Linked DNA regions of Homo sapiens: regions 2 and 3 are each linked to region 1. Evidence: read pairs that join two places in POLR2A ChIA-PET (ENCODE). Cell type or tissue: PC-9. All regions are shown on one strand. Links, peaks and the distances in the headings refer to the core of each region. The heading gives the core; the rest is flanking DNA.

Region 1 (4,627 bases), core at 1,468-3,967:
GCCTCAGCCTCCCCAGTAGATGGGACCACAGGCACGCACCACCATGCCTGGCTAATTTTCAAATTTTTTTGTAGAGATGGGGTCTCACTATGTTGCCCAGGCTGGTCTCAAAATCTCAGCCTCAAGTGATCCTCCTGCCTCACCCTCCCAAAGCACTGGGATTACAGGTGTGAGCTACCATGCCCAGCCAAGAACAGTATTTCTATAGAATTTTTATTTTATTTTTATATGTCAACACAATGAAAAGTCAAATAACATCTTAATATGATTATGAAGGCCGGACACGGCGGCTCACGCTTGTAATCCCAGCGCTTTGGGAGGCCGAGGCAGGCGGATCACGAGGTCAGGAGATCGAGACCACGGTGAAACCCCGCCTCTACTAAAAATACAAAAAATTAGCCGGGCGTGGTGGGGGGTGCCTGTAGTCCCAGCTACTCGGAGAGGCCGAGGCAGAATTGCGTGAACCCGGGAGGCGGAGCTGGCAGTGAGCCGAGATCGCGCCACTGCACTCCAGCCTGGGCGACAGAGAGAGACTCCATCTCAAAAAAAAAATATATATATATATGATGATGAAAACAGTTCTGACTAAGTGAATTCCTGAAACTGTCTCAGGAGCCCCCAGGGGTCCACGATCACACTTTGAGAACCACTGCTCTAAGTGACCACTGCTCCCCAAGACTTCAATCATCACCCAAATGTTGCTAACTCCCAAAGGCCTGCCTCCATCCAGACCTATCTTCCAGAGCTCCCCACTCACAGGCACAGGAGTCACTACGTCAGCATTTACTGTGTACCGTTTTAGGGGCTGGTCTGCAGTGAACCAGACTGCCTGTGTCCATGGAGCTTAGAAGAAGTGGGAAGAGCATTATCAGGCTACGAAGACAAGAGTGGGGTAAAACAGCAGAGATCAATGAGATCAGAGCACACCCTCGGAGGAAGGGATACATGACAAATGCCTGAACGGAGAGAGGGAGTGAACTGTGCAAACACACAGCCAGGAGTTTTCCAAGGACAGGGAGGAGAAAGTATAAGGCCTGCCGTACCCTCGATGCAAAACATGAGAAAGCCTCAGAGACTCCTCAAACCCAACACACACAAACTAAACTCATCATGACCCACAGCCACCCAGAGGGCAGACGGAAACCTGTGGTCATTTACATCTTTCTCGCCACTCTCGCCTTCCCTTCGGTCACCAGGTCTTATCAATCGTCAACCTGGTCCAGACCCCTTTCCTCTTCTACAGCAGCTTTGCCAACTGACTAGAGTCCCCTCCCTCCCCTGAGCACTCTACGCTCAACTACCAAGTAATGATCCCCATCAGATCAATCTCCTTAAAACTCTTTCAGGGCTTCCTGGAGCTCTCGAGGTAAAAGTTCATTTTTTTCTTTTTTTTTGAGTCTCACACTGTCACCCAGGCTAGGGTGATCTTGGGTCACTGCAACCTCCGCCTCCCAGATTCAAGTGATCCTTGTGCCTCAGCCTAATGAGTAGCTGAGAATACAGGTGTGCGCCACCAAGCCTAATTTTTATATGTTTAGTAGAGACAAGGTTTCACCATGTTGGCCAGGCTGGTCTCAAACTCCTGACCTCAAGTGATCCGCCCGCCCTGGCCTCCCAAAGTGGTGGGATTACAGGCATAAGCCACTGTGCCCGGCCTCAAGGTAAAAGCTCTTTATCCAGACTGTAAACCTTTTGGCTTCCAGGTCTAACCACTCTCCTAGCCCTTTGGAACTTCCGTCCCTGGATGTGCTGTGCTCTTATGCGCTTGATAAATAATTACTGAGCACCTGGCACACAGTATTGTGCGGGGTGCTGGAGACAGTGAAGGAGACCAGTTGGTTGCCGGATGAAAAACACACCATCTCATCAGCCTAGGATACACTCCTCCCCTCCATCCCCACCTGCCTGCCAGACAGACTCCAATTCAGGTCTCAAAGCTTTTTTTAATGAGAAGCTGCCACTGAACTCTGGACAGGGTGGTGTCCCTGGGAGCCACAGCCACTGCCCTCCGCTCTGTGCCTGCGTGTCAGGCTCCCTATTAGACCATGAATTCAGCAAGGCCCTGGATCACATGCATTCTACTATGGCTCACAGCCTCAGCACCCAGTAAGGTGCTAAATTGGGGCCAGGCACAGTGGCTCACGCCTGTAATCCTAACACTTTGGGAGGCCAAGGAGTTCAAGAGCGGCATGGGCAACAAGGTGAAACACCATCTCTACTAAGATACAAAAAACATTAGCTAGGCGTGGCGGCATGCACCTGTAATCCCAACTATTTGGGAGGCTGAGGCAGGAGAAGCGCCTGAACCTGGGAGGCGGAGGTTGCAGTGAGCCGAAATCGTGCCACTGCACTCCAGCTGGGTGACAGAGCAAGACTCCAACTCAAAAAAAAAAAAAAAAAAAAAAAAGAGAGAAGGTGCTAAGTCAACATCTGTTAAACAAATCACCATTACAGTTTTTATAAAAACAAGTGGAAAATATTTAATTATTGTCCCTATCAGCAAATCAAGGGACGTCAACAAATTTTGGTGAAATTAAAAAAAAATCTAGCTTCATAAATGGGAGGAGGAGAATTCTCTAAAAAAATGAACATAAATGGGCAGGGCGTGGTGGCTCACGCCTGTAATCCCAGCACTTTGGGAGGCCGAGGCAGGCAGATCACGAGGTCAGGAGTTTGAGACCAGACTGGCCAATATGGTGAAACCCTGTCTCTACTAAAAATACAAAAATCAGCTGGGCATGGTGGCAGGTGCCTGTAACCCCAGCTACTCTGGAGGCTGAGGCAGGAGAATTGTTTGAACCCAGGAGGTGGAGGTTGCAGTGAGCCGAGATCATGTCACTGCACTCCAGCCTGGGTGACAGGGCAAGACTCCGTCTCAAAAAAAAAAAAAGGACATAAACTTACCAGTTTTCAAAATGAGGCATAGTTCAAGATTATTCTACAAAGGTAAAGGAAAGCCTTTAAGAGCAGGTTACTGTGGCTCACATCTATAATCCCAACATTTTGGGAGGCTAAGGCAGGAGGATCACTTGAACCCAGGAGTTGGAGACCAGCCTGTCTCTACAAACAATAAAAAAAATTAGCTGGGCACGGTGGCATGTGCCCGTGGTCCTAGCTACTTGTGAGACTGAGAGAAGAAGATCGTATGAGCCCAGGAGGTCCAGGCTGCAGTGAACCATGATCATACCATCACATTCCACACTCCAGCCTGGGTGACACAGCAAAACCCTGTCCCAAAAAAAAAAAAAAAAGAAAAAGAAAAAAAAACCTTTCAAGAAAAGATAAGGATGTGAGAGATTTAGTAGAAAGTAAGGCAGTAAATAAGTGATAGGGATTTGCAAAGATAGCTAATATGCATGTTCCACACCCTGAATTAATATTCTTCTGGAACCATGGAGAAAAAAAGAAAAATCTCAGTAAACTGTCATCTTATAACATTTGTTAACCTTGCCATAAAAGAAATTTTTACAAAGCAAGGCCATCAGCAACAGAAATAGCTAATCCTTGCACTGAGCTCTGTTATCAGTGCCCACATCAGGACTCATTTAATCCTCACAATGACCCCATGAAGGAGGCTCTAGGAGCCTGTTTCACAGATAAGGACAGACACAGAAGTCCTAACACTGCAGGTGGCCTAAATTAAGGCAGGCTCAGGGAGGACAGAAAGCTCCTGTGGAGTGGAAGGGTAGAAGTTGAACTGATCTTGATTTTCAGTGCGAATAAAAGTCCTAACACTGCAAATCAGCCAGTGAGGCAACAGAGCTGAGCTGGGCTCTAACTCAGACAGTGCCAATCCTTTTGAAAACTACTGAATTTCTCTCACTCCCTAGATTTTAGGAATTATTTTAAAATTCCTATGAGAAATTTTCTGAAACCTATTGTAGACTCTTTTGACATGCTCATCTAATTATAAAGTGTCCGGACTTTTTTTTTTTTTTTTTGACCGAGTTTCACTCTTGTTGCCCAGGCTGCAGTACAATGGCACAATCTCGGCTCACCGCAACCTCCGCCTCCCAGGTTCAAGCGATTCTCTTGCCTCTGCCTCCCGAGTAGCTGAGATTACAGGCATGTGCCACCATGCCCGACTAATTTTTTTTTTTTTTTTGAGATGGAGTTTCCTTCTTGTTGCCCAGGCTGGAGTGCAATGGCACGATCTCGGCTCACTGCAACCTCAGCCTCCCGAGTAGCTGGAATTACAGGCATGCATCACCATGCCTGGGTAATTTTTTGTATTTTTAGTAGAGATGGGGTTTCTCCATGTTGGCCAGGCTGATCCACCCTCCTCGGCCTCCCAAAGTGCTGGAATTACAGGCGTGAGCCACCGCGTCTGGGCTAATTTTGTATTTTCAGTAGAGACAGGGTTTCTCCATGTTGGTCAGGCTGGTCTTGAACTCCCAACCTCAGGTGATCCGCTCACCTTGGCCTCCCAAAGTGTTGGGTTTACAGGCATGAGCCACCACACCCAGCCCAGAATTTTTTAAGCTTTATTAACTACAACACTCGGCAGAAGTTGAGTGTCTGTAATCAACATAGGGAATATATTTTCTAAGTGCTACAGGACTGCACACAGACATGCATGGAGACATGATTACCCACCAGTAAACAAGAATACATTCCACTGATGCCC
Region 2 (4,627 bases), core at 1,136-3,635, 910 kb after region 1:
TGTGACTCTTAGAACTTAATCATTTTCTGTCCCTGTGGTAAATGGGACACAGGGCATCTATTTGTTGCTGGTATTTATAAATATAAATAATGTTTTGCATATTTTGTTAAATTTTGCTACAATGTCTAATACCTTTTTGTTGCTTCTTTTGGAATTTCTATATACATAGCTAATCATATTGCCTGGAATAATTATAACTTTGTGACTTCCTTTCTGGTCTTACATGTTCTGTCTTGTTTTCTTACCTTATTGCATTGGCTAGGATCTCTAGCACAATGATGAGTAACTGGGAGAGTGCACAGCCTCCTCGTAATTGATTTTAAATGGAAGGCTTCTGAATTGTCACCATTGAGTATGATATTTATGGTGGGTTTGGGATAGATATTATCTTTTTCAATTAAGTAAGTTTTCTTCTGTTTCTTGATTGTTAAAATTCTGGGAATGTGAAATATTATAAAACAGTTTTTCTGAATCTACTGCAATGATAATATGTTCTTTATTCCATTAATTATTAATGTAGTGAATTATATAATTCTGGAAACATAAAATTTTAAGTTCTATATTATAATATTTGACGAAATGTTGGCTAAAATGCATCAAAACTGATGTTTTGACCTGGTCAGCAGTTATTTCAGCTAACTATTCCTGCATAACCATCCACTGTAAAACTTAGTGGCTTAAAACAACAATCAAGCCTGGGCAACGTGGTGAGACCCCATCTCTACAAAAAAAAAAAAAAATTAGCCAGTTGTGATGGTGTGTACCTATAGTCCCAGCTACTTGGGAGGCTGAGGCAGGAGGACTGCTTGAGCCTGGGAGATTGAGTGCAGTGAGCCATGATCACACAACTGCACTCCAGCCTGGGAGACAGAGCAAGACCCTGTCTCAAAAAGGAAAATCCAACCATTTATATTTGCCCATAATTATTCCTCAGTTTGGGCTGGCCTAAGCTGGACAGTTCTTCTGTTGGTCTTACCAGGGGTCACTCAGGTGGCTGCAGCCATCCAGTGGCTTTACCGGACAAGAGACTCTAAGGTGGCCTCACTCATGTGTCCGGGGCCTTGGTGATGGCTGTCAGCTGAGCCTCTGTCTGTGTGTTCTCTCACTGGTCATGATTCCAGCTTCCTTACATGGCCCTGGGAGAATTCCAAGGTGAAGGTGGAAGCCGTGGGGCCTCTGAGGCTTGGGCTCCTGAAGCACAAGCCATCACTTCTACCATATTCTACTGGTCCCAGCAAGGCACAAGGCCATGCCAGATTCTGTACGGAGAACAGACCCTGCATCTTGCTGGGAGGAAAGCAGGAATCACAGCTATGCTTTGTCACCTTTCCTAGCGCTCTTAATGAAGAACCTTAAACAAATTGGAAGTGGTCATCCCAGTCCTTTGGTAAGACAAACACGTAGGGAGCCATGGTACCTGGATGCTTACTTAGCAGCTACCTTGAGGGAAAGTGGTATTTATTCTGTATCTTGTCCTCATACATCGTGTATCGCTGCATGTCTACTTACTAAAGAGGGCAAAGAAAGTTCCCAGATTATAGAAGGGTTTTGCTACAGTTTGAATGTTTGTTCCCTCCAAAACTCATGCTGAAACTTAACTGCCATTGTAATGGTATTGACAGGTCAGATCTTTGAAGATGATTAGGCCATGAGGGCTCTGCTCTTGTGGGTGGGATTAATGCAAGTTCAGCCCCTTTCGCCTCTTTGCTCTTCTGTCTTGTGCCAAGTGAGGATGCAGCATTCAAGGCGCCATCTTGGAATCCGAATCCCCAAGCCTGTTGGGGCCTTGGTTTTGGGCTTCCAGCGTCCAGAACTGGAGCTCATTCATTTCTACTCATTATGGATCACCCAGCCCGTGGCATTCTGTCACAGCAGCACAAATGGAGCGACTGGTTTGTGCAATGTTTCCAAGGACTTTGGAAAGTAACCTCCAGATGGAAGGTCATTTGTTGCAGGAAACTGCATCTGTAAAAAGTCTGTTATAGGAAAATTCATTTCTTCTCTTCTCATCGTAAGCCATGCTTGTGCTGGTGCTGGCGATGTGGGGAGTCCCTTGACCGAAGTGACTTGGGTCTAATGGATGCACAATTCTTAGGGCAGGTGTTCCCTGTACACACCAGAGCCACGGCAGACACAGACGAGCTTCCGGTGGCCTTCCTGGAGGAGCTGGGTCTTCCCTCACATTCCCCAAGCCTGCAACACTTGGGGGGTTCTGGATTTCTGCAGAGAGCTTTAGTGTGACCCCCACCCACACCCTTAAGTCATGCCCTGCCCCTGCGTGATCATTAAAGTGGAAGGCCCCCTCCCTCCTGGAGCCCCCTTGCTGTGGGCATGGTCCTCACCAGCCCCTGAGTGCCTGTGCTCTGGGCACCCGGGGTCCCCTCCTTCCTCAGAAGCTCACGATTCGGTGTGACTTTGTTGATCATTTTCTGGTAATGCTCAACATATTTGAGCATATTTCCAGAAACAAATTTTCCTGCTCACTTTGCAGCTCTCTCTAACTGGTTCCTGCCCCACCCTCTCGTTGGGGTCACCAAGAACCTCGGCACCACACGCCCAACGCACACTCCTTGTCCTCTCCTTACGGACATTGTGGCCACTCTCAGGGCTGCCTACCTGTCTTTATCTTGCAAACCCCCTTCTCTTCTGGCCCTGATCCGTCACCCCACGGGCTCCGAATTTTCTTCCTTCTTCCTGTCCTCCTGGGCTGCTCCTCCCCAGAAGCACAGTATGGAGGGCGGTTAGGAGCACCCCAGGGGCCAGGTCCTAGCTGCCTGCACTCCGTATGCCCTTGGCAGCCCCGTGTCTCATGGGGATGGTGGCTGCTCTGCAGATTCCATGATTATGCACATCAAACCCATCAAATGGGGCCCACCCACTAGCTGTTCAGTAAACGGCAGCTAATACTGCCATCCTCACCTCCAGATGTCTGCTGGCCTGGGATGGGGGCTGGGGCACGAGGAAAGGGCAGGGAGCCGCAGTGCCTTGCAGGACACTCACGCCAGGGAGGTCCTGTCTGCTCCAGGATGCCTCGTGGCCCCACTTCCTGCCTCTGTCGGGAGCCTTGACTTTCAACCTCTCATTTGCACTGACCCTAAACCCCCCTTTTTCAAACTGAGCTCCTCTCACCTCAGGGCTCACCTGTCTGGCTGCCTAATGACATGAGGCTTGATGGGCTCAAAGGACTGTGTGTAAAGCACTCAGTAGGTGACATTATTCTAAGGGTTTGCTGTGCATGTTTACTGAATCCACACAGCAGCCTTTGGGGTGGAGACGCAGCCTCGTCTCAGGCACTCAGGGATCCGAGGGTGGCAGAGTGCTGGCAGTAGGCTGGGCTGTGGCCCTGGGTGCTCCTCCAGAAGGAAGAGGCAGTGAAGGGACCGGGCAGGAGCAGTGTCTCAAACTGGGGGCGTCTAAACCTCTGACACCCCTTTTCCCATCCGCGCTTCCCTCCACAGTTCAGTTGCTCATCATGAACTCAGAAAACGTTCCTGACCCTCCTTCTCTGTGCCTGTCTCTCCACCATTAAATCTACCCACAATCTCGTCACTTCTAACTCTCAGACATGTGGTTTCTCTGCAACCCTTTCTCCCTGATCTGAATTCCATCAACTCTCTCCTGAACCATTGTCCCAGCCTCCCAGTCTCTCAGCTGCCCAGCATCCAAGCCTCCCAGTCTCTCAGCCTCCCAGCCTCCCAGCCTCTCAGCCTCTTAGCCCCTCAGCTCCCCAGCCTCCAAGCCTCTGAGCCCCTCAGCTCCCCAGCCCCCCAGCCTCCCAGCCTCTCAGCCTCTTAGCCCCTCAGCTCCCCAGTACCCCCAGCCTCCCAGCCTCTCAGCCCCTCAGCTCCCCAGCCCCCCAGCCTCCCAGCCTCCCAGCCTCTCAGCCCCTCAGCTCCCCGGCCCCCCAGCCTCCCAGCCTCCTAGCCTCTCAGCCCCTCAGCTCCCCAGCCCCCCAGCCTCCCAGCCTCTCAGCCTCTTAGCCCCTTAGCTCCCCAGCCCCCCAGCCTCCCAGCCTCCCAGCCTCTCAGCCCCTCAGCTCCCCAGCCTCCTAGCCTCCCAGCCTCTCAGCCTCTCATCCCCTCAGCTCCCCAGCCCCCCAGCCTCCCAGCCTCTCAGCCTCTTAGCCCCTTAGCTCCCCAGCCTCTCAGCCTCCAAACCTCCCAACCTCTCAGCCTCTTAGCCCCTCAGCTCCCCAGCCTCCCAGCCTCCCAGCCCCTCAGCTCCCCAGCCCCCCAGCCTCCCAGCCTCTCAGCCTCTTAGCCCCTCAGCTCCCCAGCCACCCAGCCTCCCAGGCTCCCAGCCTCCCAGCCTCTCAGCCCCTCAGCTCCCCAGCCCCCCAGCGTCCCAGCCTCTCAGCCTCTCAGCCCCTCAGCCCCCCAGCCTCCCAGCCTCCCAGCCTCTCAGCCTCCAAGCCTCCCAGCCCCCCAGCCTCCCAGCCTCTCAGCCTTCAAGCCTCCCAGCCCACCAGCCTCCCAGCCTCTCAGCCTCCAAGCCTCCCAGCCTCTCAGCCTCCAAGCCTCCCAGCCCCCCAGCCTCCCAGCCTCTCAGCCTCCAAGCCTCGCAGCCCCCCAGCCTCCCAGCCTCTCAGCCTCCAAGCCTGCCAGCCTCCCAGCCTCTCAGCCTCCAA
Region 3 (4,627 bases), core at 885-3,384, 160 kb before region 1:
TTCCTGAGTACATTACCATGCAAACCAAGAAAGACGTAAAATATTTATATTAATTTCAAGGCAAGTTCCCACTATATTAAAAATACTTAGAGATAGTATTATGAATATACTAATAATGAACCGAGAAAAATTAGTCCAGTTTTGCTAATGACTTAACATTCAACGTATTTTATTCTCCATGTATGCTCAATCTAGACACAGCTTTAGTGTGTTAAATCTGCCTTTAATGTCAACTGAATATTAGAATACATTTTGGGCTCACCTGCGACATTTGGAAGTACAAAAGAACTTCACCGAAGAAGCGTTGTTCTAATGGAAAAATGAGGGCAAAGAAATTAAATCTCCTTTAAGAAAACCACTTACTTAAAAAAATATGGCTTACATTTTTTAAGCGTTTTATCTCTGCTTTCTCCTCTTGTTCCTTCCTTCGTTTCTTTTCCTGAAGAATTTCATCTAAAGTTTTCACTTTCCAAGAGTCCTTTTCATCACCCATTTGAGTTAAAACACTGCAAAAAGAAAAATAATTCAGCCTACATCAGGACACAGCAAGCTATGGTGCTGAACACTTGAACCTAGTCACTTTTGAGGGATTCAGAATAAATCCTCATTAAGAATAAGAAGTTGTGCCCGGCGCAGTGGCTCAAGACGGTAACCCTAGCACTTTGGGAGGCCGAGGCGAGCAGATCGCTGGAGTTCCGGAGTTCAACACCAGCCCGGGCAACATGGCAAAACCTCGTCTCTACAAAAAATACAAAAGTTAGCCCAGTGTGGTGGCGCGTGCCTGTATTCCTAGCTACAGGAAGGAGGCTGCTAGAGGCAGGAGGATCACTTGAATCAGAGAGGTCAAGGCTGCAATGAGCCAAGACTGCGCCACTGCACTCCAGCCTAGATAACAAAGTAAGACTTGGTTAAAAAAAAAAAAAAAAAAAGGTAAGCTCTAGGCTGAGGCGGGTGGATCACAAGGTCGGGAGGTCAAGACCAGCCTGGCCAACACGGCGAAAACCCTGTCTCCACTAAAAATACAAAACTTAGCTGGGCGTGGTGGCGGGTGCCTGTAATCCCAGCTACTCGGGAGGCCGAGGCAGCAGAATCGCTTGAATCCGAAAGGCGGAGGTTCCGGTGAGCCGAGGTCGCGTCACTGCACTCCAGCAAGACCCCGTCTCAAAAAAAAAAAAAAAAAAAAAAAAAAAAAAAAAAACAAGAATGATAAGTTGTAAGCCAGGCAAGGTGGCGAGCGCCTGTAGTCCCATATACTCTGCAAGCTGAGATGGGAGACCGATTGAGCCCAGGAGTTCCAGGCTGAAGTGCGCTTGTGAACAGCCACTGCGCTGCAGCATGGGCGACAAAAAAGAGTGATGGGTTCTGAAAAATGACCGCTTGAAATCAAGTCTCGTTTCTGTCATTCTTGTATGGTCTTGGGTAACGTAATTCACCTCAGTTCAGTCTTCCGTACAACCAGAATAACAACACCTACGTGATAGTATCGATCGCGGATTAAAGATCATCCGTTTAAAGGCTCTTAACTCAGGACCTGCCACTCATCAAACACTGCTTTTACTGTCAGAATCTGCTAGAAAGACCGCTTGGACTACGTGAAGCCACTAGCACACTGGACAGCTGCACCTTGAGACCGGGGAGATGCTCCGAGATGTGCTCGCGAACAAGGCCACCTGACCCGGGCACTGGGCTATTTCCTCGGGTTCAGTCCCGCACACTTGAGGTTCAGCCTGGCAGACGTTGGCTCCAGACAGCGTTTGGACCCGCCGCCTCCACCACCCAAAGTTCCGTGCGGGATGAGACTGTCCGCGGAAGCGAGGGTGTCGCTCGCCCCCGGGCCCGGGTCCGCCCCGCTCCGAGGCCTGCTCGGAAGAAAGACCTCGGTGCGCAGTTCTCGTCGCGCTCCCACACCTGGTCCGCCCAGTCGGAACTCACCCCTACGGGGCCGCGGCCGGTCCCTGAGCCTGAGAAGAAACAGCAACCGGCGCTCGCCAGAAGTATCCTCACTTCCTGTGTTGACGCCTAATGATGATATAATAGCCGACCTCTGGCCCAGAACTCAAGACGACAGGGGCTCGCTCTGTGCGGCACTTCCTGTGTCTGCGCGGGATGATGACGCATAAAACAGCGCTTGCTCAGGTCCAGGACTCCAAAAGAAACTGCGCCGTGAGCTGCACTTCCGACTTCGGCGCGGGCCGGGGCGCCGAGCAGAGCGACGCCGACTTTTGGAGCAGTTTGCGCCTGCGCGGAACGCGTGGCCGGCTTCCGGAATCCTACCGGGACTTTTCCGGTAGCGAAGCCCGCGCCTGTGCCAAGGCTTGCGAGCAGAATGCCTTCGCGATGGACGCCCGCATTCCACCCCCTTGACCGCTGGGACCCCTAGTGGCGGGTGGGTGGAGCGCGCTCCATTTACCTGCTGGTTACCTCGTGAGGCGCCTCAGGTCTGTGTGTCTTGTAAAGGCCGATCTCGGAATTTAACTCTGAACCTTACTCAGAAACAAAGCAGGGAGAGCTCTTACGATGTGATTTTATTTTATTTATTCATGTATTTACTTTTGAGTCGGAGCCTTGCTCTGCCGCCCAGGTTGGAGTGCAGTGGCGTGGTCTTGGCTCACTGCAGCCTCCTCCCGGGTTCAAGGAATTTTCCTGCCTCAGCCTCCCGAGTAGCTGGAACCACAGGCCCGCGCCACCACGCCCGGCTAATTTTTATATTTTTGGTAGAGACGAGGTTTCGCCATATTGGCCAGGCTGGTCTCGAACTCCTGACCTCAAGTGATCCGCCTGCTTCGTCCTCCTAAAGTGCTGGGATTACAGGCGTGAGCCACCGCGCCGGGCCTTTTACAATGTGATTTTGAAGCTGACACTGGCAGTGGGTCCTCAAAGTGCAGACTCACTGGGTATGGTGCTTCCCCCAACTCCCAGGGCCCCACTCCAAACCCATGGATTCAGAGCATTGCAGGAGAAGAGGATAAAACGAGCAATTAATTCCCTTTCCATATGTCAGGTTTTCCTCTTGCCTTGAAAAGTCACAGAAAAATGCTTTAGACATCTGAATCTCAGGAAACAAACAATGGAAGATAAACATCCGCATTTACTGGGCCTGAAATGGGAAAATGAAAGATGTGGCAAGAAACTGACAAGGGCCCAAGAAGGGCGATGGGTATCGGAATTCTTTTCATCCCGGAATGAAATGCTGCTTGCTTTGTGTACCCAAGCTCTTTTTTTATTTTTATTTTTTTGAGACGGAGTCTCGCTCTGTTGCCCAGGCTGGAGTGCAGTGGCGCGATCTCGGGTCACTGGAAGCTCCGCCACCCGGATTCACGCCATTCTCCCGCCTCCACTCCATTCGCCCGCATTAGGCTCCTGAGTACCTGTGACTACAGGCGCCTGCCACCATGCCCGGCTAATTTTTTTTTTATTTTCGGTAGAGACGGGGTTTTACCGTGTTAGCCAGGATGGTCTCAATCTCCTGACCTCGTGATCAGCCTGCCTCTGCCTCCCAAAGTGCTGGGATTACAGGCGTGAGCCACCGCGCCTGGCCTCCCCCAAGCTCTTAATGTTGCTTCCTGAGTTCTTGGTAACTGGGGAAATCTCCCTATTTTTTTATTTTTATTTTTTTTTGAGACGGAGTCTTGCTCTGTCGCCCAGGCTGGAGTGCAGTGGCGCAATCTCGGCTCACTGCAAGCCCCACCTCCCGGGTTCAACGCCATTATCCTGCGAGCCTCAGCCTGCCGAGTAGCTGGGACTACAGGCACCCGCCACCGCGCCTGGCTAATTTTTTGTATTTTTTTTAGTAGAGACGGGGTTTCACTGTGTTCGCCAGGATGGTCTCGATCTCCTTACCTTGTGATTCGCCCGCCTTGGCCTCCCAGAGTGCTGGGATTACAGGCGTGAGCCACTGCGCCTAGCTATTTTTATTTTTTCTGATAGGGAGACTCGCTCTGGCCCAGGCTGGAGGGCAGTGGCGGGATCTCCGCTCATTGCAAGCTCCGCCTCCTGGGTTCACGCCATTCTCCCGCCTCCACTCCATTCTCCCATCTTAGGCTCCAGAGTAGCTGGGCCACCATGCCCGGCTAATTTTTTGTATTTTTAGTTGAGACCGGGTTTCACTGTGTTAGCCAGGATGGTCTTGATCTCGTGACCTCGTGATCTGCCTGCCTTGGCCTCCCAAAGTGCTGGGATTACAGGCGTGAGCCACAGCACCCTGCCCTTTTTTTTGAGAAATAAGTCTCACTGTGTCACCCAGGCTGGAGTAGAGTGACACAATTTTGGGTAACTGCAGCTTCCACCTCCCAGGTTCAAGTGATTCTCCTGCCTCAGCCTCCCGAGTAGCTGGGACTACAGGCGCCCACCACTACGCCCGGCTAATTTTTTTGTGTTTTTAGTTGAGACGGGGTTTCACTGTGTTAGCCAGGATGGTCTTGATCTCATGACCTTGTGATCTGCCTGCCTTGGCCTCCCAAAGGGTTGGGATTACAGGCGTGAGCCACAGCACCTTTTTTTTTCTGTTTTGAGAGAAAGTCTCGCTGTGTCACCCAGACTGGAGTGCAGTGGCACAATTTTGGGTAACTGCAGCCTCCGTCTCCTGGGTACAAGTGATTCTCCTGCCTCAGCCTCCCGAGTAGCTGGG

Evidence for each region. ChIA-PET counts read pairs that join two places held together with the same protein. Peaks named below come from ENCODE experiments on the same cell type or tissue, not always from the same donor. Only the 100,000 strongest peaks of a DNase experiment are listed, where the experiment ranks them.
Region 2: POLR2A ChIA-PET joins it to region 1 with 12 read pairs; 2 of 35 experiments call an interaction of 5 or more read pairs at or near these places.
Region 3: POLR2A ChIA-PET joins it to region 1 with 11 read pairs; 5 of 35 experiments call an interaction of 5 or more read pairs at or near these places.

What each region holds. Positions count from the first base shown.
Region 1 is chr1:1,880,044-1,884,670 of GRCh38, forward strand. The region is part of intron 1 of GNB1 (G protein subunit beta 1); the gene reads right to left. Among named protein-coding and RNA genes, the nearest start is that of GNB1, 8.7 kb to the right of the region's middle. RefSeq lists an enhancer at 1,543-2,092 and a silencer at 1,807-2,101. In PC-9, for the core only: no CTCF peak of the experiment used is centred there; no DNase peak of the experiment used is centred there; H3K27ac peaks cover 1,013 bases.
Region 2 is chr1:2,794,362-2,798,988 of GRCh38, forward strand. The region is part of intron 2 of TTC34 (tetratricopeptide repeat domain 34); the gene reads right to left. Among named protein-coding and RNA genes, the nearest start is that of TTC34, 5.0 kb to the right of the region's middle. In PC-9, for the core only: no CTCF peak of the experiment used is centred there; no DNase peak of the experiment used is centred there; H3K27me3 peaks cover 714 bases.
Region 3 is chr1:1,722,326-1,726,952 of GRCh38, forward strand. It overlaps CDK11A (cyclin dependent kinase 11A), which reads right to left and starts at 2,032. Exons shown (of 20, transcript NM_024011.4): 1 at 1,933-2,032; 2 at 383-506. The coding sequence starts at 493. RefSeq lists enhancers at 1,915-2,144, 2,125-2,964. In PC-9, for the core only: CTCF peaks have their summits at 2,489 and 2,692; a DNase peak (open chromatin) is centred at 2,116; H3K4me3 peaks cover 1,661 bases; H3K27ac peaks cover 1,326 bases.